2 separate regions of the Homo sapiens genome follow, and region 1 is linked to region 2. The links are chromatin loops, found by intact Hi-C in ENCODE. Cell type or tissue: ascending aorta. All regions are shown on one strand.

Region 1 (8,000 bases), 380 kb after region 2:
TAGTTCATCTTTTCTCATTGCCTTCCTTGTAGACTTTGGATTTGCCTCACGAGTCCTTATAATCACATAAGCCAGTTCATGGGAGTAAATATTTTAATGGATATCTCCTACTGAGTTCAGTTGTTCTGATTGAACCCTGAATAATACATCTGTTAATTGATGGGTTAAAAAAAAACAAAAAAAATCTACATAAGGGAATATTATTTGGCAATAGAAAGATAGAAGTACGATTTATGCCACTTCATGTTCACACCATGAAAACATTGCACTAAATGAAGGAGTCTAGTCACAAAAGAACACATATTGTATGATTTTGTGATTCTATTTATATGAAATATCTGGAGTGGGGAAATCTATAGAGACAGAAGGTAATTACTGAGGGCTTAGTAAAAGCAATTACTGCTATTGCTTAGTGGGGATTCTCTTTCTGAGGAGTGATAAAAATATTTCTAAACTTAGATTGGGTTGATTTTTGATTACTCTGTGATTATACTATACTTATCAAATTATATATTTTAAATGAGTGATTTGTATGGCATATAAAGTATATCTCAAAACAAACATTAGAAAAATGAGAGAAACTTATCAAAAGGACACAGCAGCCAACTAGAAGGAGAACCCATTGGACAAATATAGAACAATATGAGTATCAAAATAATGATAACAGATTACAAACATAGAAAAAAATAAAATTACATGTGCCAATAATGATATAAGTAAATGTATCAATGAGTGTATTGTCATTCCTTGTGATAAAATGCCAACTGTTAAATGTAGAAACAGTGACAGAAATGAAAAATCACCATTTGGCAATCATATTGGTGGGTGCTTTAGGTAAGAATCATCAAAGGATGCCAAAGACTGGTCAGTGGAGTCTAATGCAAACAGGATATTGACACAATCTAAGAAAATCTTTTCATAAAATTTTACTTATTACAAAGGGTGAAACATATTATTGTGTATGGAGAAAGCTAGCGGAAATGTCACCCACTTGTCATGTTTACAACACCAGTGATGATAGTGGGGGATTGAACTTGTGTCTTTTCTGATGTGCTACACTGCACAGTATCATACCTGGGATGTTTCTGCTAGGAATGCCAAACCTGAGTCTGCTCAAGAGGGGAAACATTGGACAGACATTGACTGGGGGTCATCTATACTCTTTGAAGGTGTCAAGGATGTGAAAGTAAAGGCAAGACTGAGAGATAACTCCCAATTAAAGGAAACTGGACCAGAATGGAAAGAAGAGCTATTGTCCAGACCATTAAGACATTTGGCCTAATTGGAAGAGGGTCTGTGGATTGGATTATAGCGTTGAAACAGTGTTGAGTTCCTCATTTGGGGGTTGGATGGAAGCAAAATGTAATGTTTTTGTTTGTTTGTTTGTTTGTTTGTTTTCTGAGGGAATCTGGAATATTTTCTGTGAATGGAGCAAATAATGTAAAACTTTAACAACTGTGGGATGTGGTTGAAAGCACACAGGAGTTCTTTTTACTGCTGTAACAATATTTTATGTTTGAAATTGTCTAAAAATAATGTTTTTATAAATTATGTATTGTTTCAAAGGTTAGTTACTTGGTCTCGACCCAAACTTACAAATCTAAAATTCAACAGGTTCAAGGAACAAAAACAAAGGAACAAAGCAGATTAAAAGCTTTTTAGTTTGTTTTGGCCTCTAAGCACTATTTGATTAAAAAAGTAAGAGTCTCGATCGAGGGATTTAGGGATGGATACCAAGAGATTTCTACTCCAAAATCTAATCTAATAAGAGATTGAGAACTTCTCAAACAGTATTTAAAGTGATGAACAAGGATGCTTATATAGGAATCAGCATTGAAAACATTCTGTGAAGAAAGTTCTGCACAGTCTAAAAAACAAATGATTTGTAAATATTTCCTGAACCTTAGCTTGTATATTTTTCTTATAATATTTCATATAACAAATTTCTTGTTGAACTATTTCAATTGATTCTTTTTTCTAATACTGATAGCCTTCATGTTCAATATTTGGTGAAAACTCTTACTCATGGTCCTAGCATATAATTACTTTTGGTTTTCAACTTTTTTTTTTAGATTCTTTCATCACATATGACTTCAGTTATGGGTGAATCCAATGCTTTTAAGAAGAAGTGAATGTTTATTTTGTATTATCAACTCAATATTTGAATTGGCACACACCTTAACAATGAATTTGATACTGTTGTTCTTTAACACAGAATTAGCTTCTATTGTGGTTTTGGAAGACATTCAGCATGAAAAAATCAATATGATATGAAAAGGGTAATATGGTGTAAATTATATTGTTATGACCTGGCCAGAAAAGCTGTTCCATGACTTCATTCAGTTTATACTGTGAAAACAAGTCAGATTGACACACTGCCAAAAGCAATGCCATGTTTATTTACAAAATCATAAACCAAGGAAGATTATAAATTGACTCACTAGTGCATGATTTAATTTTTAAAAGAGAGTAAAAAGTCTTCAAATACTTTTAACACTCTCTTTAAAAATAAAACTTCAGCTTATTTTTTGTCATAAATTCAAGGCAGTCCTAGAGTTCAGTAGTATACCCTATAGGTAGCAAGATAGTGGGGCAAGAGTATATATTTTGGATTTAGATAGACATTGATTCAACTATTGTATCTGCATCTTAGCATATTTGGTCACAAAAATTATTTTAGCTTACTAAACTTTCTTATAATTTTCCCAAGGTGCTGTGTAGAAGAATTAAATAAGGACACAAATATACAGTATCAAATATGAGACCTTATATCTACTAACTTATGTGGTTTGCCTGTGCCCCCACCAAAATCTCAACTTGAATTGTATCTCCCATAATCCCCACGTGTTGTGAGAGAGATCCAGTGGGAGGTAATTGAATCATAGGGGCCAGTCTTACCCTTGGTATTCTTGTGAATAAGTCTCACGAGATCTGATGGGTTTATCGGGGTTTCCACTTCTGCTTCTTTCTCATTTTCTCTCACCGCCACCATATAAGAACTGCCTTTCACACTCTGCCATGATTGTGAGACTTCCCCAGCCATGCATAAGTCAAATTAAACCTCTTTTTCTTCTCAGTCTCAGGTATGTCTGTATAAGGCAAATTAAACCTCTTTTTCTTCCCAGTCTCAGGTATGTCTTTATCAGCAATATGAAAATGGACTAATACACTAAACATTCAAAAATTTCCAATTGTCTTCCCATTTCATTTACTTACTTTTGGGTAGTGGTCTTAACATTTTTTTTCTTCTGGTTTCTCATCGTGATTTTTACATTGAAATTACGTAGGGAAGTTTACAATATTGCTGTTTGCTTCAGTACACAGCTTGCTTTTGGAAATATGCTCATCATTCCTAGCTTCTTCACATCAAAATGATAGCTTCCTTCAGAAGAATGACAAGAAAACATAGGCATTGCAAATAAAAACTCTTGAGAATTACAGGCAATCGACTGAAGCTGAGCTGTGACTTCTAAACATACTCTGTCATTAAAATATATGCTTTGGGGGGGATTTAACAGTTCAATGCCATTCAGTGCCCTACTCAGAGTTCATATGTGGAGACTTCATCTTGTATTAAAGGAAACACAAAAGACAATCCAGGAGAGGGATGTTCTTTGAACTGAGTGGTCTGAGTAGTCCATAAAAATGCCATTGTAACGTTTATGGCAAATCAGCTTCACCATATCCTAGGGTCTGGACCTGGTGAGGGTTCTTCCTGTATACTTCATCACTCATTAGTTAAATACCTGTCAAAGAAATACAAATGGAAACAAAAGCCCCATAGAAGAGGGAGTGTAAAAACAGAAATGAGCAATATTGTAACCGACCCTGAGTAGAGAGATAGAGGTGGAATCTCTTCACCTGGTTTTGCCCTTTCAGAGCTCCAGAATTCTGATTTTGTGTTCCCTGCAGCCCGCATGTCTATACCTTTCAGTGTTTTTTAAATCAGGAATTAAAACAACAAATAAATGTGTTTAAAATAACTAGATTCATATTCTGAAATAATTTCATATAATTTATCATGAAAAGTTAGCATTAAAATAATATATGCAGTATATTTTGATATCACCTCCTTGCTCCTTTTAAATAAGTGTCTATTAAATGTCTTTTTCCAGTTTTACTGTAACATAGCATCATCTATTCTGTATGTTATTTTCTGCTACTTTCCTGTAAGAGTTTTTTAATGTAGGAAGAACCGACCTACGTACTCCACAGTTCATTCTTGTCTACATCCTTCCATTTATCAAATCTATCAAGCTTATACTATCAATAATGTATTTTTAAATTTCTAAATCAGGAAAACAGCTGACAAGCATTCAATATGTCCCCATTTCACAGTTCATCATATTTCATCTCCTCATACTTACAACAATTCCATGAGGTAGGTACTGTCCCATCTGACTTATAAAGATGCTAGTGAGACCAGGGAGATAAATCAACACAACCTGGTCCTCCTTGAATAAGTTAGATTGCCTGTATTGCAAGTTGGCAATCTGATCAGACAGCATAGGCTTATTCTAGTATATTGTACCCTCATAATAATTATATAAATAACTACCATTTATTGATAGCTCACTCTTTGCCAGAAAGTGTGCTGACTTTGGGAGGATGAAAAAGAAAGTATAGTGTAGTGGGATGTAGTCCTGAAGCACAACAGATTCTAATTTGGGGAGCGATTTTTAAATAAATTAATACAATGATTCTGAGTGATATAAAAATGTTATTTATGTACCAAGTTCTGTCGGGATAGAGAGAAGAGGCTATGTGAGTATGTAGGACAGAATGTGAGGAACTACGCAATTGCTTTTTGCATTAGACTGTGTGGTTCTTGTATTCTAGGTGCCAAGCTCTTGGCATGTGCTCAATACATATTTGTTGAGTTAGTTAATGGAAAGTGAATTAAAAGGTCAAACACCAGCTAGATTTTTAAAGAAAGGGTAGCAGTTATTGGCCAGGCCTGGAAGAGCAGTACAAGAATGACAAGTAGAGAGTACAGAATGTACAAAGGCAAACAGGGAGTGTATAAAAAGCTCTACAAGGATTGGCTGCAGTGAACAACTTGTTCATTCATCTATTTAACAAGCATTTATTCAGTGTTTACTACCTCAGGAACTGTTACGGCACCAGTAGTGAGCAATGCACATATTTCAGTGTGTCCATATTGCAATGGTTATGGAGAATATGGTAAGACAGGATGTCTAAAGTATAAGTGATGACCATTGATCATGAATATCAGGCTAAAGAGCTTTGATTTATTTTGAGAACAACGTGAAGCAAACTCTTAAGAAAGTAACTTGATGAGATTCAAAATAAAAAGCTAAAACTTTTATCTATTTCATCAAATTTTCTTCGTAAAAAATTTGCTGAAAATTTAAAAAGAGAAGAGTAAAATATTTGATATTTACAAAGATCACACAGTTGTATGGGAGCATGGGAGAGATATAAGCGTGGTGAGAGTCAGACTGATGAAGACTGGGAATCAGTCAGCTGGAAATGAGGAGAAACTGACATCAGGCAATAGTTATCAAATAGGAACAACTCTGGAGGGTCCTGTGGTAGGACTGTGGTAATCCAATGACTTTATATGGCAGGGTAATGTAGGAATAAAGGAGAGAGATGAGTCATGGATGAATCTGAGGTTTTCTTTTTATGCACATTGGTTATGCAATGTGGAGACACTGGCTCAAAGTGAGAGCTTTGGGGAGAAACACTTATCAATATGAGGGTAGAGGAACAGCATGAGCCAGTTTTGGAAACGGTGGTTTGAGTTGTATTTAGTAGGCAGTAAGAAAGACAGGTGCGAAACTTCTGAAAAAGGCTGATACTGAAAACGTATCATCAGAAGTCATCGTAATAGAGGTTTTAGCTGAAGCCAGGAAGGCAGATGTGCCAACCCAGGGAGAAAGCAAAACACATAAGAAGAGAAATTAGAACTGCTCAAAAGCCTGGAAAGCCATCGGTTAATGGGAGAGAAGTGGAGAACCAGAAGGGGACTGGGAATGAGCCGGCAGAGAAATAGGTGGCATCCTCACTGGGGCCTCTGCATTAGACTTCTGATTAAATTTGTTTACAAGCCTGGCAGAGCAATAATTAATGCTGATGAGCTGAGTTGTTTGCAGATCACAGATTCGGTTGTGCCCTTGACACTGGGAATTTCAAGGCTTCTCTGAAGATCTAAAAACAATAGGCAGCCTTTGCAAAATTTGAAAGCCAACTTTCAAATGGAATCTGGGGACTTAATTCAACCCTTTTCAAAGAGAAGAATATTTCTCTAGTTGCTGCCAGGCATCTACTTTCTTTTCCATAATTGTTGCAAAAATTAACCTTTGCCGATTAAAATAGTGTTAAGTATCGGGTTCTGGATGCTATGCTAGAACAAAGGCCTGGTTTTATAGGATCAGAAATGACTAAGTAAAGGGGATTCCTTCCAGAGTGACTTGGGAAATAAAGAAATTCTTCTTTAAGTATTTAATCAATAAATAGAGAAGTGAAAGCCTATATGTGTCTTAGAAAGATGAGGTTTCTTCTTATTATTTCTACTTCTCCTGCCTCCCTGTTTGAATGTGTTACAGTGATCGTGATTGGATTAATTCAAAATAATGCTTATTTAAATGATAAGATGTTGCTTGCTAATGTTACATAAATGTTTTTCTTGATGTTTTTAAGTTCCCACCCACTTTTCTTTCTACTTGAGAAGATGTTTTATATTTACAGAAAAGTTCCAAGTAATGCTCAGATTGAAAGAACCAAGGGTCTCTCATAAATCAGTGCCAGGTTACTGTTGACCATTAGAGGCAGACTGGGTGCAAACGTGATGGGCCAATAATGTATGGGCATCGACACCAGTCTCTGCCCCAACCTCCCTTGGGTCAGCAGTTGTACCTATGTCATCGGAACATCTGCATGTCAGATCAGCATTACTACAGATAACTGGTCTGACTATGCTTTAATCTGAGAGAGCTCAGCAGGATAGTGAGGTGTCTTGAGTCTGGAGCTTGAAGGCGTGGATTAATTACCTACTTTCCTAATCACCTTATTACTATTACCATGTGACTCTGGGCAAGTTACCCCATCTTTTGTAATTCACTTTTTGCTATTGTTTTGCTTGGAATTTTTTTTCTTCTTGAGGCAGAGTCTTGCTCTGTTGCCCAGGCTGGAGTGCAGTGGGGCAATCTCGGCTCACTGCAACCTCCGCCTCCAGGGTCCAGGTGATTCTCCTGCCTCAGCCTCCCGAGTAGCTGGGATTACAGGTGCATGCCACCATGCCCGGCTAATTTTTTGTGTTTTTAGTAGAGGTGGGGTTTCACCATGTTAGCCAGGATGGTCTCGATCTCCTAACCTCGTGATCCGCACGCCTCGGCCTCCCAAAGTGCTGGGATTATAGGCGTAAGCCACCGTGCCCAGCTGCTTTGATTTTTAATATGTAAAACAGTCATGGGGATAAGATTGTAATGGGGCAGATAAGACTTTCTGGGTTCTCATGAGGATTACATGATGAAATACATCAATACATGAAATGAGGAATCTGTGTCCCAGGGCCAAACAGCATATTTGCATTAGCGGCTTCACTAATCTGTTTCTGCAGTCTTCTGTATTTAACCTCTTGGTGCTTGTAAAGTCCTTTTAGATAATTTAATCTTAAAATGTTTAAAGTTATTTAATAAAAAGACTATAAAAATTGTATCTAATAGTATTGGTCCTTCTATTTTTCTCTTAAATTCATTTTGACTATTCATTTGCATATTGCATTTGGCCAGGCTGGGCACGCTTCCTTTTTAGCTTCCATTGTTTCTAACACATTTTTTTTTAAAGTTTTAGAATTTTTAATTTAATTTAATTTAGAATTTAATTTAAATTAATTTAATTCTAATTAAATTAGAATTTAACTAATAATTTAATATCACTATTGTTAATATTTTAACAACAAGACATTTGGAGCCAAACCATATGGATTTTAATTTTGGCTCCTCCATTAATACTTCCTTTGTCAATAAGCAAGT
Region 2 (8,000 bases):
AAACCTAGTTGAAAGGGGCCCGGCATAGTGGCTCATGTAATCCCAACACTTTGGGAGGCCGAGGCGGGCACATCACCTGAGGTCAGGAGTTCGAGACCAGCCTGGCCAAGATGGTAAAAACCCTATCTCTACTAAAAATTTAAAAATCAGCTAGGCATGGTGGCAGGTGCCTGTAATCTCAGCTACTCAGGCGGCTGAGGCAGGAGAATCGTTTGAATCCTGGAGGAGGAGGTTGCAGTGAGCCGAGATCGTGCCGTTGCACTCCAACCTGGGCGACAGAGCAAGACTCTGTCTCATAAAAAACAAAAACAACAAACAAACAAAACCCCCAAAAAAACAAAACTTAGTTGAAAGGGTTCCTGATCTCATGGAGCTTACGTTCTTATTATGAGAGGAAGAAAATTAAATGAATCACAGAAGTATTAGTAACAAATGTGTGGAAGAGAATGAAAGTTGAGCACCGTGAGTGAGAGTCGCTGGGGGTGACTTTAGATTGGGAGTTTGGAGAAGCCCTCTCTAAGGAGGTAGCATAAATGGGTTAGGTAGGGATGAGGTGAAAGAATATTCCAGGCAGAAGGAGCAGCAAAGGCAAAGGTCTCATGGCAGGAACAAGCATGGCACACTCAAAGATGGACGGCCAAGGGAGCCGGGGACTATAGAACAAATGAAAAGCTGAAACTTTGAGCAGGATTTGGAGGTGGGTGGATGGCGTCAAAGTGGAGTGGGGACAACCTAGAGATAACATTACTAATTCATCATGAAAACATTGGCAAGAGTGGTATTTGAAAAGTATTCTTGGGACAAAGGGCAAAAGGTTGAAAATTCATTCTTGACCTTAGTCCATCTTCTACATTATCAACCCCGAAAGCAGACAAACCTTGCAGAAGGTTTGGGTATTGCAAAAAATATCCTTATATAAGGGCCAGGAAATTAAAAAAAGAAAGAGAAAGTTCTACAGCATTTAATCCAAAATGGATTCACTGGGGAGGTCTTTCTTCTTGAAAGCAATTATACTTTACAACGTGTTCTTTTCCCTGGTATTTCCATTTCCCATGATGCCTGACTTCATTAAGGAAGGCAGAAAGCAGGATTTTCTGTGATGTGCTGGTAGAATTATATCTTCCGAGCTGCAACTAATTATTTTGATGAAAACAAAAAGCACAGTATAGCGCCATATGAGAAGAAGATCAATGCTTGCATACTGGCCAAACTCAACAAGGAAGAAAACAAAGAAAAAAGTAACAAAAATAAAACACATTGTTTTATTAATCACATTTTGTTTATATAAAACAATAAGCTAGGAGAAGATAACTTGGCTTAATGACAGGTCAGAATGCCATTTGAGAAAATCCTTATTGTAGCTTTGCCCATGTATTTCTCTCTCTCTGTCTCTCTCTATCTCTCTTTCTCTCTTTCTTTCTCTCTTTCTCTCTCTCTCTCTCTCTCTCTCTCTCTCTCTCTCTCTCTCTCTCTCTCTCTGTCACTCTCTATGTGTGTGTGTGTCTCCTCAGGCAAGTTATTTGCTTATTCTGTTACCATCTCAATTTCCTCAGTTTATAAAATGAGAATATGTATGTTTATTGTTATCATATCTCAAGAAATGCAGACAAAATATAGTTGTAGTTAATGAAAAATGCTGGAAAAACAAACTGCATTGTTACTGTGGTTTCTTTTCTATAATAATAATAATAAACTCAAAGTAAACCAAGCTTATCTTTGTAGGTGTGAGAAAAACTGGGCTCTAGTGTTAGCTGTTCTCTGACAAGACTGAGTGTTTGGTCAAGTCTCCTCCATTCTGGGAGTCCTACCCAGGGCAATTAGGGTTTTATCAGATCAACATTGAAGGCCTTCCCTGCTCTGAGGTTTTGTGATTTTAAATATGTTTCAATCCTTAATATTTTCACAATGTATTTTGACTGTATAAATTCAGGGACCTATGATTTATCTCCCAAATAATGTTCTGATCATTGTAAGCAAAGAAGGATAGGAAGTGATTATAAAATAAATACATGGCATCTGTTTTCAGAGAACACAAAGCCTTTGTATCTACCAAATCCTTTCCACCTCTTGTCACTTTAAGAAACAAAATTGTCGTTGGTATTAGAGGCATGATTGGTCTGTTGGAAGTTTTTGCTGCTCAAGTGTGGTCTGTGGTACAGCAACATCCACATCACCTGGGATCTTGTTAGAAGTACAGAATCTCAAGCCCTGCTGAAGACTACAGAGTCAGAATATTCAATGTTACCAGGGACCTATGTGAATCATTTGTACATTAAAATGCCTATTTTAGGCTGGGTGAGGTGGCTCACACCTGCAATCCTAGAACTTTGGGAGGTAGATGTAAGAGGATTGCTTGAGGCAAGGAATTCAAGACCAGCCTGGGCAACATAGCGAGATCTCATTTCTACAGATAAAACATAAAATAAAAAATTAGTTGGGTGTGGTGGCATGTATAGCCGTAGCTACTCAGGAGGCTCAGGCAGGGATCATTTGAGCCCAAGAATTCAAGGCTGCAGTGAGCCATGATTGTACCACTGCACTTCAGCCTAGGTGACAGAGTGAGACCCAGCCTTTAGATAAAAAAAAAGAAGTCCTATTTTAAATGAGCGATCAGTAAAGGGAGCTATTGCAAATTATTCATTCTAATCCCAAACAGAGTGACAAAGTTGTTACTACAAGAGACCCAACTCACCCCCACTGGTTGTTCTTGGTCCATGCACTGAAATTAGTTTTCTGAATCACTTATAAAATATTGAACCATCCAAGATTTGGTACTTTCCCTTTAGCTTTAGAACTGAGTCAGTAACCCATATTGCTGTTAGAAGTTACCCTTCAATCTTCAAACTGTAACTCACATTTCTGCTTGCTGAGATGAACATATTTGAAGACATGTTCATGCTGGGAAAAAACATTCACCTCAATTCCTCATCTAAAGGCTATAGAATTGATAAGCAATCTTTCTATCCATTTTTCAAAGTAAAATTCAAAATCACTTTCCTTCTCTTTTGCATGCAGTGAATGCTGAATTGTCTGTGTGAGTGTGTGTGCACGTGCATGTGTGTGTGTGTACATAAAAAAGGAAGCAGGTGAACATCAGCTTCTGTTTAACTGAAAATGTACTTATTTTTGTTCTGTGTTTTGAGTCACAATGCAGTAGTCTCACCAATGATTGTCTGGAATAGATTTTTTCCACTATTATTAGGATCTGAAATTGGATAGATGGCTTTTGTACCACAGAGGTGGTGACTTCACAATAGAAGGTAAAAATGAGCCACCTGGAATGCTGTTCTGTTGCTCATTTCAGCTGAGGTCTGCTATATGGCTCTGGAAGGTTAGATGTACTTTCAATATATCACTTGGATGCTTCTTTTTAGAGAAAAATGACCAGTGAATCTCAAAAGAATGCATGTAAGCCATGCCCTTAACTTAAGTAGAAGCAGACCAGAGACCACACAGGGCAGAAGAAAATCTTATTGGCAAGAAGTGGAAAATGTTCTGAAGTCACCAGGGTGATATTTGAATTGGACTGCAAGAGAAGTCAATAGACCTCAGAATGTGGCTTTAAGAGCTGAATATTTCTGAACTGATGCTGTACTTATTGTGAATCTAGAGACTTCATTTATAATACCACAAACTGTTCTGGTAAGACTATATAGGAAAGGAGCTCTTCAAGAAACAGAAAACCACACTGACAGATCCTTTGGGCCCAAGGCTCCAATAATAACCCAACACATTCAGCTCTTTGTCTTGAATAGGTGATCTTATGGGGAAGAAGTAAGAAGTGGGGAGAAATTCAAAACAGTTGGTTAATTATATTCATTTGGTCATGGGCTTGATGTATGTTAGAGCTTCACAATATTTTAGATTTCCTGGAAAAAACCTTGAAGATATGCTAGTTAATTCATTTATTTTACAGATTAGTCCACTAAGTCCCAATGAGTCTGAATGACAGGGAAAAGTAAGAGTTGGTAGCACATTTTGGATTAGAACTTGGGTTTTTTTGAATTTCAGGGCATTGACATTTTGCTACATGAGAAGACGTAAGCAAGGCTATTAGAGGATATAAGACATAGGAGAGGGTTAAGCCATAAAAACTTAAAGCAGACCTACAAATTACAAGAACTTGGGTTCAATTGTTCCAGACTGAAGATGTCCATTTGCCTAGCAATCAACACAATGATACAAAGGATCTGAGATTTTCTAGCCTGGTATACGTGTGTGGCAAAGGCTTCCATGACCAAGTAGAATGAATGGACATTTGCGTATTGAACTAATAAAGTGGTATTAGGGAACTCTTTCTACCTCCCAGAAGGTAGAGTGTGGTGAGGGTGCTTCCATCTCTTCAAGGATCATTCCTTTGTTCAGTAAATCGATCTTAACTGTGAGCCAGCATCTACTTTAAGTAGTAGTAATATGAAAATAAACAACACACCTCATCCACAGAAAACTTATAATTCAACAGAGTAGAGAGGTAGATAACCAATTCAGTTATTCAATGTATTCGTTGAACTCTCTGTTAGGCACTCTGTCAGGAAATGCAATAAAGAACAAGATAGACACATTCCCTAGACTCAAGGAGCATGCTATATAGCCTTGATAGCAGACATTAAAGAAATTCGCATATAATTAGTACTGTGATAAAGATTTACATCTGGATTCTGGGAGCACAGAGTAGGGGTGTGTGACACAAGTGAGGATGTTGGTCAGGGAAATGTTTTACTTAAGTTCAGTCATGAAGAGCAGTGATTGATTGAGCAGGAGATATCCCTCAGGGTTGATGGTGTCCCTAAATTGTTGGAGGCTCTTTTCATAAGCCATGGAATGCCTTTGAGAACACACGTTGATGAAGATAGACTTGCTTCCTGAGCTTGAAACAATTCCTTCCCACTAGGGCCATGGAACTTGAATGAGACAATCATTTCCTTTGATTTCTTTGGCTAGGAAGAGAATTTTTGGCCCATTCCCCAGAAGGCTGTTTTCCACATTCATCACTTTGTGTGACAGCTCAGCCATGTGATTAGCAGGTACTGACTTAAGCAGGAAACATCCTGCTGGATGTAACTGGACCAGGGGGCTTATTGTTCTGGGCTGTTTCCATTGGAATAATGGAGACCTGAGATGATTTGTTTTTGTTTCTTCTCTCAAAATGCTCCTGTCTGTGGCTTTGGGAGTCTGAGTCAGGCTCTCAAAGACTGTTAAGGTTTCTGGAGAGTCTGTGGTTGCCAAATGGAGTAATTTAACTCAGAAGATGGTTTACAGATGAAGAAACTGAAGTGTAGAGAGGTGAAGAGGAGCTATTCAAGGTGGGATGATGAATTAATAACTGAGCTGCCCAAACTCATGACTCCTGTCTCTGGAACCCAGTCTAAATTTTTTTTTTTTTTGTAACTTTAAGTTCTTGGATACATGTGCAGAACATGCAGGTTTGTTACATAGGTATACGTGTGCCATGGTGGTTTGCTGCACCCATCAACCCTTCATCTAGGTTTTAAGCCCCACATGCATTAGGTATTTGTCCTAATGCTCTCTCTCCCCTTGCTCTCCACCCACCGACAGGCCCTGGTGTGTGATGTTCCACTCTCTGTGTCCATGTATTCTCATTGTTCAACTTCCACTAAAGAGTGAGAACATGTGGTTGGTTTTCTGTCCCTGTATTAGTTTGCTGAGAATGATGGCTTCCCGCCTTCATCCATGTCCCTGCAAAGGACATGAATTCATTCTTTTTTATGGCTACATAGTATTCCGTGTTGTATATGTGGCACATTTTCTTTATCCAATCTACTATTGATGGGCATTTGGTTTGGTTTCATGTCTTTGCTATCGTAAATAGTGCTGCAATAAACATACGTGTGCATGTGTGTTTTTAGTAGAATGATTTATAATGCTTTGGGTATATACCCAGTAATGGGATTGCTGGGTCAAATGGTATTTCTGATTCGGAGGCATCACCACACTGTCTTCCACAATGGTTGAACTAATTTACACTCCCACCAACAGTGTAAAAGCGTTCCTATTTCTCCACAGCCTTGCCAGTATCTGTTGTTTCCTGACTTTTAATAATCGCCATTCTGACTGGCATGAGAGGAGCAACCCACCTGCCAGTCTTTCTCCTGGAGGTTTAACTGAGACGTAATTCTGAGTGTTTAATGCAGTTGTCTTAAAGCAAAATATAGCAGTGATAGCAGAAACTAGATATGTTTCATCTTTGTATCTTTAATCTTTAACACAGTATTGGCATGTAGTAGGGTTCTAATGTACATTTTTCAAATTGAATAAAAAAGGTATAATTTTGGTCAATGGAATTTGCAGTCTTGTCTCATTAATGCCACTATCCAGCTGTGTGATCTTAGCTTTTCTAAGCTTCTGTTCTCTCGGCAGCAAAATAACAGCATTTGTCCATTCATTCTTTCAGTGAACATTTATTGATCTATTACTAAATTTCAGGAAACATAGAAGTCTGTAGATGGTGATGAAAGAAACAGTTTCTGCTCATTGTGGCTTCCTGTATACCAAGGATGAGAGACAGTTAAAAAAGCTACTGTAATAGAAGCCTACTCATCCACCATGATGGAGACCAACAGTTACTTGATTAATAAAATGGAGTCAAAGTGAGGGATTATAAAAGTTTCCTTGAACATACTATTATTATTAATTTGTTTTTAAATTGTAAAATACACATGATATAAAATTTTCTATTTTAGCTATTATAAAATGTACAGTTCAGTGACATGAAGTATATTCCCCTTGTTGTAAAAACATCACCGCCATTCATCTCCAGGACATTTTTATCTTCCCAAACGGAGACTCTGTACCCACTGAACAATAACTCCACAATTTCCCTTTGCCCTTGGAAACCACCATTCTATTTTCGGTCTTTGTAAGTTTGATTACTTTATATGAGTGAAATTATATAATCTATAACCTTCTGTTACTGGGTTATTCCACTTAGCATAATGCCTTCAAGGTTCATCCATATAGTAGCATATGTGACATTTTCTTTCTTTTTAAGGCTGAGTAATATTCCATTGTATGTATATACCACATCTTAAAAATCTACACATCCATTGATTGACATTTAGGTTGCTTTCAACATATTATTTTAATGTAGACATTTTAATGAGGACTGCTAATTAAAGTTTTCTGTCATTATTCTTACATAATATCTCATCTAACATTTCCAGTTTTGGCTTCTTTATTGGGGAGAGAGAATCTAAGCACTTGTGAAGCCATGTGAGTACAGATGTCTAGATTTAAAATAATTTTTTCCAAGTCTTTTACATCAGTCTTGATCATAACAAATGATTGACTCATTTTTGGCAACTTGCTTTAATCTATTCTTTTATGGAAATGATTCTGTTACTTAGTCACATTTCCTTAGTTATGTACAATCTAATTAAATTATGTAATTAGAATAACAATTATCCCTGACATACAAAATTATGGAAACAAACACAATGGTTCTTGGTGGACGTAGACCTCAAATAATGGAAGCCAAAGGATACAGGTCTGTTAGAGAGCAGTCAACTAGCCAAAAGTGATCTGTACCCTGTGGGTATTAGAGTTTTTTTCAGGAAGAGTTGAAAGGACTGGTTAATCCAGTTGATTACCTTAGTGGATGTTGTTTTTAAAGAACTTCTGCTGTTAAGAAAAGTGTTGGTGCTATTAGAGGGTTATACACAGAAGGATTTGGAAGCACAGGGCTTCTAGGAACTTAGTCAAGAGATGAAGAAGCATATCCACAGGTATTCAGATTCATCTTGAAGAATGGGGAAAAATTAGCCAGACAAAATTAGGGAAGATATTCTTACTAGAAGGAATAACCAGCACAATGGTATGAAACAGCAAAAACATATGGGACACTGAAGTATTGTTTTATGATGGGAGTAAAAGCTGCACTTCTTAATTTAAAAAGAGCTTGTTATGTGTCAGGCACTGGGGGATGCAAGCTCAACAAAATAGACAAGCAATTACCCACATGAAGCTTACTGTCTAGAGGGGAA

The links. Peaks named below come from ENCODE experiments on the same cell type or tissue, not always from the same donor. Only the 100,000 strongest peaks of a DNase experiment are listed, where the experiment ranks them.
Region 1: a loop joins it to region 2, with 2.7 times the contacts of the local background. A loop is called at or near these places in 2 of 110 quality-filtered maps.

Annotation. Positions count from the first base shown.
Region 1 is chr14:82,382,936-82,390,935 of GRCh38, forward strand. No RefSeq gene overlaps it. Among named protein-coding and RNA genes, the nearest start is that of LINC02301, 260 kb to the right of the region's middle. In ascending aorta, no CTCF peak of the experiment used is centred here; a DNase peak (open chromatin) is centred at 4,996; H3K27ac peaks cover 5,411 bases.
Region 2 is chr14:81,998,635-82,006,634 of GRCh38, forward strand. All of the region lies in intron 3 of LOC107984704 (a long non-coding RNA gene), which reads left to right. Among named protein-coding and RNA genes, the nearest start is that of LINC02311, 260 kb to the left of the region's middle. RefSeq lists an enhancer at 1,353-2,552. In ascending aorta, no CTCF peak of the experiment used is centred here; a DNase peak (open chromatin) is centred at 4,977; H3K27ac peaks cover 1,833 bases.